2 separate regions of the Homo sapiens genome follow, and region 2 is linked to region 1. A link is an interaction called in ENCODE POLR2A ChIA-PET data of the cell type or tissue named here. Cell type or tissue: OCI-LY7. All regions are shown on one strand. Region 1 overlaps ASXL1 (ASXL transcriptional regulator 1). Region 2 overlaps KIF3B (kinesin family member 3B).

Region 1 (4,000 bases):
TCCCAAAGTGCTGGGATTACAGGCATGAGCCACCACAGCCGACCACAAAGCTAGGTTTTGGGCTCAGTGGCTCTGTCTCTTCCAAGGCTCGATTACAAGAAAAGCATACAAAACTGAAAGGAAAAAGACCAAACTATTGGATATAAAAAAATATAGAAAACAGCACAGACATCTGACCCCAAGATAAACTTTATTTATATATAAAGACCAAGTTTTATGGCTTCATGTTATATAGTTGGTATTTGTTCAGGTATTTATTTTGAATACAGTCCATCAAGAAAACAAAACTTAAAGGAAAAAGTTTGTACTGACTGCTAAAATTTATAACCCACTATGGAAGAACGAAAGGGTCAGCATCAAATTTTCAGTTTCTCCAATGTCGACAAGTCATCTTATGTCTAAATCAGGGGTCGACAAAGTACAGCCCCAAATCAAATCTGGCCTGCAGCCTGTTTTCGTAAGTAAAACAAACATTTGTAAATAAATTTTTTTTTTTTTTGGAACACAGCCATGCCCATTCATTTGGGTATGGCTGCTTTCCTACTACAATGGCAGACCTGAGTGGTTAAGACAAAGACAGTATGATCCACAAAACAAAAAAACATTGATTTTCTGGTCCTTTACAGAAAAACTTTGCAGACCCCCGGTCTAAATGATTACCATATATATCACAAATGGTGGAAAAATAATTAGCCTGTTCATTTCGGCCCTATTTAAGCTTTATTATGAACTCTACCTGATTTAAGTACTCTTACTTTATAATTACTGTCACTTAATTTCCACAAATATGTTCACATTTCAGTTATTTTCCATAGAGTAGGTCTTACATTAGCTGACCAGTAATTTATCCTTCACATCATTACTACAACAAAATCCTAATTAAGGCACATCTGTGGCCAGGTGCAGTGGCTCACGCCTGTAATCCCAGCACTTTGGGAGGCTAAGGCGGACGGATCACAAGGTCAGGAGTTCAAGACGAGCCTGGCCAACATGGTGAAACCCCGTCTCTACTAAAAATACAAAAATTACCTGGGCATGGTAGTGCACTCTTAGCTACTCAGGAGGCTGAGGCAGAAGAATTGCTTGAACCTGGGAGGTGGAGGGTGCAATGAGCTGAGATCGCACCACTGCACTCCAGCCTGGGCAACAGAGTGAGACTCCATCTCAGAATAAAAAAAAAAAAAAAAAAAAAAAGGCACATCTGCAATTATCCCCATAGTTATGCTTCAGTTTTGTACAATCTACAAAGATATAGACAAGAAAAGATGAACACACAAACAAGAGCTGCTATGACTAAATAATTTCTAATATCTGATTCATATTAGAACACCTCAAAGTGCCATTTAGAACCAACAGCATCTGGCCAGGTGCGGTGGCTCATGCCTGTAATCCCAGCACTTTGGGAGGCCGAGGTAGGTGGATCACCTGAGGTCAGGATTTCGAGACCAGCCTGGCCAACATGGTGAAACCCCGTCTCTATTAAAAAAAATAAAAAAATTAGCCGAGCATGGTGGCATGTGCCTGTAGTCCCAGCTACTTGGGAGGTTGAGGTGGGAGAATCACTTGAACATGGGAGGCAGAGATTGCAGTGAGCCGAGATCTCGCCCCATTGCACTCCAGCCTGGGTGACACAGCGAGACTATGTCTAAAAAAAAGAAAAACATCAGTGTCACCTGACTGCATATGAGAAATGCAAATTCATGGCCCCTATTCCAGACCTACCAGGTGATTTTTATGCACATTAAAAGTCCAAGAATCACTGCACCAAAAGAGAGTTCATATCACTTACCTTGAGCGTGAAAAGGCTGATTCGGCCAGGCAGTTTATAAAACAACCCCTCTCCTCCTCTTGAATTGGAATGTAGCATAGCATTGAGGCATGCGAGAGGGGAAGTCCCACTGTAAAACCACAAAAGAATGGATGAGGGTTATACAATCCATCTGCCTACTTAAAGACCTAATCCCTCCAACTCATTCTTAAATGAGAAGAAGCTAAGCAAGAAATACAGAAGAAAAAATCTCATGACAATTTCACTGTGAAAATAGTAAAAGAATAACCAAATGAAATTCACATAAATCACACTCAGAAAACTCTGGAATAAACATTATGTGATACCCGAAATCCATAACTAACACTTCTTCAGTGCTTTTTGACAATATAAATCAAATTTCCAAGAAATTTAGAAAAACCTCACAATTTTTTCAAGTTATATTTTAATAAGTTAATAAATTTTTAGTAAAATTTTACTATTAAAAGTTTCCTAGCCTCTATATTTCAATCTACATATCATACTCAGAAACTGCCACAGAATACTATGACAAAGAATCACAGAATCAATGGTGCTGTGCCAATAAAACAAGCAGAACTTTTTTTCCAGTTAAACATTTTCTAGTAAGTACACAAAAAGAACAGTATTTCATTTGTTTTTTCTCTGCTGGAAGTGGGGAGATTGAGTTTTATTCTGTATCTACCCAGGAACAATTATTTAAACCTAAATGCAAAAAGTAAGTCAAGTGGATTTAGTTCCCAGTAATGCTTAAAAAATAAACTGAAACAATGGCATACTAAGTTGTTTCATGGTCCCTGCCACAACAGCAGGTTACAAAACGTGACAATTCAGTGCAAAGGATGCTACTTACTGAATCTTTAAATAGAAAAGCTACCAAAAATATCAACAAATGACCATTATTAATATTAACTGAGTTTGGCACTAGCATATTAGTGCTAGGAGTCACCTGTGCACCCTCTCTTCCCTCTCCCCAGCATGTTAAAAAATATATAAATAGCTTAAGTAAGCCTCTTTGCATTTTTCAGAACTAGAAGCCCTAATTTATGCAGTGTTAAAAATAAATTCTGAGTCTAAAAAAACCATTAAAAAACTATTACTTATTTTGCCTTGGAACACACTGGATGCTAAAAAATTTTTCACCAAGAACCAATCTCTAAAAGAAACCCTATGCAAAATCTGGAGTATCAAGTGGGTGTGCTAGCATCTCTGCTACAAGGGGAACAGCATGCTGGCACAGCTCTTCTGTGACTCCTACATATTATACCTCTGTCTACAAATTACAGAGCTGCTCACTCATCATGAGCCATCATGACTGCTTCATAATTCCTCTAAGAACAAGAAGCAGAAACAAGTTAAGGTTCTCAATTCCATATGTCCCAAAGGGACTCATTTACCTTCTATAGGCAAAGTGGTCCAACAGCAGTGCAGACAGCAGCATGATGGGAAATAGCCCATAAAAACAAAAATAAAGCACAATTATAACACTACACAGTGGATAAGTACAAGTCAAATAAATGTGATGTAGACAATCTCAATCTTCCCTCCCCACAAAACATCAACTTGAGAACGTTTGAACTGACAACTGGAAAGTGAAGGCCTTTTGACCCTAAAAGGTCAATTAAAGCAGCTAAGTTTGACTAGCAAAAACATGAAGTTTGCTCTGAGTCCCAGGCAAGGACTGTGTAGTGCTCTCCTCTTTCCTCATTTAAGTACTTTCTTTGTTTTTTGTTTTGTTTTGTTTTTTGAGATGCAGTCTTATTCTGTTGTCCAGGCTGGAGTGCAGTGGTGCAATCTCGGCTCACTGCAACCTCCGTCTCCTGAGTTCAAGCGATTCTCCAGCCTCCGCCTCCCAAGCTGGAACTACAGGCTACAGGCATGCGTCACCATGCCGGCTAATCTTTGTATTGTTAGTAGAGACGGGGTTTTGCCATGTTGGCCAGGCTGGTCTCGAACTCCTGACCTAAGTGATCTGCCTGCCTTGGCCTCCCAAAGTGCTGGGATTACAGGCATGGGCCACTACCCCCAGCTTTTTTTTTTTTTTTTTTTAAGTTTGAAGTTAGGATGAGGAAAAAGAAAGATGAAAGATAGTCCTGGCTTTCAAGCCTGCAAATTCTATGTTTCTAACTTGTTACTTCTCCAGGAAAACTACACCATAAATTTGGAAAATAAAGGTCACCTCAAAATTTAGTAAATTCACATCATATATGACTG
Region 2 (4,000 bases), 86 kb after region 1:
AAAGAGCAATAGACTTGGAGTCAGCAGATGTCAGGAAGTTACTGAACTTTTCTGAGCCTCTACTTTCCTCTTCTGGAAATCTGTGTTACAGGATTGGTGTGAGGTCTAAATCTAAATGAAACAACATGTGTAAAGTGCTTACAACAGTGCTTGGCTAATGTATCTTAGCTACGACTATTACCTTCATTGTCATTATCATTGGTAAGTCTTAGTTTTGCTACTGATTACCTAGGTGAGAGCATCTCAAACTTTTAATGTGCACAGGAAACATCCGGGATCTTGGTAAAAGGCAGGCTCTGATTTATTAGATCTGGGCCTTGTTATTGTTGTTGTTTTCTTCTTCTTCTTCTGTTTTTAAAAATACAGAGGAGGTCTCACTGTTTTGCCCAGGTTGGTCTCGGACTCCTGGCCTCCAGTGATCCTCCTGCCTTGACCTCCCAAAGTGCTGGGATTACAAGCGTGAGCCACTACACCCAGCCTAGATTCTGCATTTCTGACAAGGTCCTGGGGACATGGTACATCTGTCACAGAGAACACACTTTGAGCAGCAAGGATCTCCCTAACTCAGCACCTAGAAAATGCTCAATATTACTGACAAAAACAAGTGACCTCTCCACACCACAATGTCTTCATTTGTAAACCAGGGATAATATGTAGTCCAGATGATCTCAACTGATTGACAATTAGTAAATGAGAATGCACAGGAAAGAGCGTTCTAAACTGCAAAGTTATACAAATAGCAGTGGTGGCCAGGTGCTGTGGCTCATGCCTGTAATCCCAGCACTTTGGGAGGCTGAGGCAGGAAGATTGCTTGAAGCCAGGAGTTTGAGACTAGCCTGTAACATAGCAAGACCCCATCTCTACAAAAAATAAAAATTAAAAACAAAAATTTTTTTTTTTTAATTAGCTGGGTGTAGTGGCATGCACCTGTAGTCTCAGCTACTTGGATGGCTGACGTGGGAGGATCGCTTGAGCCCAGGAGTTGGAGGTTACAATGAGCTATGACTGCACCACTGCACTCCAGCCTGGGCAACAGAGTGAGACCAAGTTTTCTAAAAAAATTAGCGGCTCATGCCTGTAATCCCAGCACTTTGAGAGGCCAAGGTGAGTGGATCACTTGTGGCCAAGACGCCTGGACAATACAGTAAGACCCGTCTCTACAAATTTCTTTTTTTTGAGATGGAGTCTCACTCTGTCACCCAGGCTGGAGTGAAGTGGTACAATCTCAGCTCACTGCAACCTCCGCTTCCTAGGTTCAAGCGATTCTCCCGCCTCAGCCTCCGAAGTAGCTGGGACTACAAGCATGCACCACCACACCCGACTAATTTTTGTATTTTCAGTAGAGATGGGGTTTCCCCATGTTGGCCAGGCTGGTCTTAAACTCCTGATCTCAGGTGATCCACGTGCCTCAGCCTCCCAAAGTGCTGAGATTACAGGTGTGAGTCACCATGCCTAGCCATCTACAGAATTTTTTTTTTTTTTGAGACGGAGTCTCACTCTGTCGCCCAGGCTGGAGTGCAGTGGTGCGATCTCAGCTCACTGCAACCACCACCTCCCGGGTTCAAGCGATTCTCCTGCCTCAGCCTCCTGAGTAGCTGGGATTACAGGTGCGCACCACCACGCCCAGCTAATTTTTGTATTCTTAGTAAAGAAGGGGTTTCACCATGTTGGTCAGGCTGGTCTCAAACTCCTGACCTCGTGATCTGCACACCTCAGCCTCCCAAAGTGCTGGGATTACAGGCATAAGCCACCACACCCGTCCCCAAAACATTTTTTTTTAAATTAGCCAGGCACGACAGTACATGCCTGCGGTCCCAGCCACTCAAGAGACTGAGGTAGAAGGATCACTTGAGCCCAGGAGTTCAAGGCTGTGGGGGAGCCATGATCACACCACTGCATTCCAACCTGGGTGACAGAGGGAGTCCCTGTCTCCAAAATGAATAAATTTATTAAATTTAATTAAATAAACAAGTGGCAGTGATAAGACTATTAGTTTTACTATTCACAATGTTGAATGTACAACCCTGTAATGCCCAGATTTACAAGTACAGTTACTGGAATACATAACAATGAAGCTCGAATTCCCTTGCTCAGAAGAGATTCAAGAATCCTCTAGGAATTCTGGTAGAGTACAATAGGTTTTCCAGGGATTCTGAAGTCAAAAGCTCTGAAACTTCAGAACTGTCATTTGGTGACCAGGAAAGAACCACTTTGGCAGGGAGAATGTGGCCATTTGGCACACCAAGTGAACTTCACTAGTGATTCCGCTCCCTCTTCCAGAGCTGGCCAGGCTCCCTCAGCCAAGATCCCGAGTCAGCACTGCAATGCCAACAGCACAAGACAGAAAGACAGATGGGTACTGCCCTGGCAAAGCCCACACCTGCCGCTCCACAGGCTGGCAAAAAGCCAGACTGTAGAAAAGCAGGACTTTTTTTTTTGGTTCACAGTAAGAACGTCAAGCTTCAATCAGTTGCACCTGGCTAGCTTCTGCCAGCATAATCTGGGATTTCCTCCCCACAGACTATAAAGTATGATGCTTATACCTTGTGCCTCTCCTCTACAGGGTTCAAAATAAACTATGAATAATTCTTCCTCATAGGGCCCCTTACCAAAAAGTCCTTTCATCATTTCAGAGGCAGATGGCATCTCTAACATCTACTTAATTGCTCAGGCCAAAAACCCAGGAGTCATCCTTATTCTCTCACCCTCATCCCGCCATCCTGCTGGTTCTACCTCCGAAACACATCCCCAATCCGTCCTCTTACCATCTCCACTGCCACCAACCTAGAAAGCCACTATCTTCTCTCACCTAACCTCTTAACTAGCCTCCTGGCTGCCACTCCTATGCCCTCTAAAATTCACTGCCACAAAGAGGCCAGAGTGATTTTTTTAAAAAACAAAAATAGATCATGCCACGTCCCTTCTCCAGAACCTCCAATGATTTCCACAGCTTTTAGAACAAAATCCCAACTCATTACTCTAGCAGACAAGGTCCTGTATGATCTGAGCGCTCCCTACCACTTCCATCCCCTACATCCACCCACCTCCCCACTCTGCCTTTGACTCACCTGTCCCTGCCATTGTAAGCCTTCTTGCAGTTTCTGGAACTTACCAAGCTTGTTGCCACCTCACAGCCTTTACCCTTGCTCTTCCTTCTGACATGTCTTCAAATGGCTGGCCCGTCCCTGGGAGCAAATCTCAGCAAAAACGTCACCATCCTAGCAAGGCCTTTTCTTTTTCTTTTTGTTTGTTGGGTTTTTTTTCTTTTTGAGATGGAGTCTCGCTCTGTTGCCCAGGCTGGAGTGCAATGGCGCAACCTCGGCTTACTGCAGCCTCTGCTTCCCAGGTTCAAGCAATTCTTGTGCCTCAGCCTCCTGAATAGCTGGGACTACAGGCACGTGCCACCACACCCAGCTAAGTTTTGTATTTTTAATAGAGATGGGATTTCACCCCAGCACTTATTCCTCATCCAAATTCCCTTGTTCATTTACTGCTGTATTTTTCTGTTTGCTGCCAGTAGAATATAAGCTGCATGAGAGCAAGGGACTCTGTACCTTTCTACCATGATATCTCCAGGCTAAAACAGAACTGACACATTCTAGGTGCTCAGGAAATACTGAATAAATACAATCCGGGCAGGATAGTGGTAAGTACACTGAATTTGAAGACAGAAGACTGGATTTCAACGTGAAATGGGCCACTCAATAGCATCATGGCTTCTTGGCTTCCATTCAGATTCCTCGACTATAAAACAGAGATCCTAATCTGCACCTTACCTTCCTTGAAGGGACACAGATAAGATTAAATGAGTAAAAGCATGTGTAAGCAAGTGTAGGCATTTTTGTAAGCCATTAGGCACCTTATTGTTATTGTCAAGTATTGCTACTCTCTGTTACATAAGACGGGGTCTTTCTCAGGGACTTGCGAATTAATGGATGAAAAGGCTTAGGAAGCAATCTGAGGTTTCTAATCCAGGCACCTAACAGAAGTCTAGGGACAC

What was found. ChIA-PET counts read pairs that join two places held together with the same protein. Peaks named below come from ENCODE experiments on the same cell type or tissue, not always from the same donor. Only the 100,000 strongest peaks of a DNase experiment are listed, where the experiment ranks them.
Region 2: POLR2A ChIA-PET joins it to region 1 with 5 read pairs; 10 of 35 experiments call an interaction of 5 or more read pairs at or near these places.

What each region holds. Positions count from the first base shown.
Region 1 is chr20:32,366,913-32,370,912 of GRCh38, reverse strand. It overlaps ASXL1 (ASXL transcriptional regulator 1), which reads right to left. Exons shown (of 13, transcript NM_015338.6): 3 at 3,184-3,186; 4 at 1,790-1,898. Among named protein-coding and RNA genes, the nearest start is that of ASXL1, 11 kb to the right of the region's middle. RefSeq lists an enhancer at 1,564-1,673. In OCI-LY7, no CTCF peak of the experiment used is centred here; a DNase peak (open chromatin) is centred at 1,742; H3K4me3 peaks cover 2,521 bases; H3K27ac peaks cover 2,738 bases.
Region 2 is chr20:32,280,986-32,284,985 of GRCh38, reverse strand. All of the region lies in intron 1 of KIF3B (kinesin family member 3B), which reads right to left. Among named protein-coding and RNA genes, the nearest start is that of KIF3B, 5.3 kb to the right of the region's middle. In OCI-LY7, no CTCF peak of the experiment used is centred here; a DNase peak (open chromatin) is centred at 2,455; H3K4me3 peaks cover 1,813 bases; H3K27ac peaks cover 3,388 bases.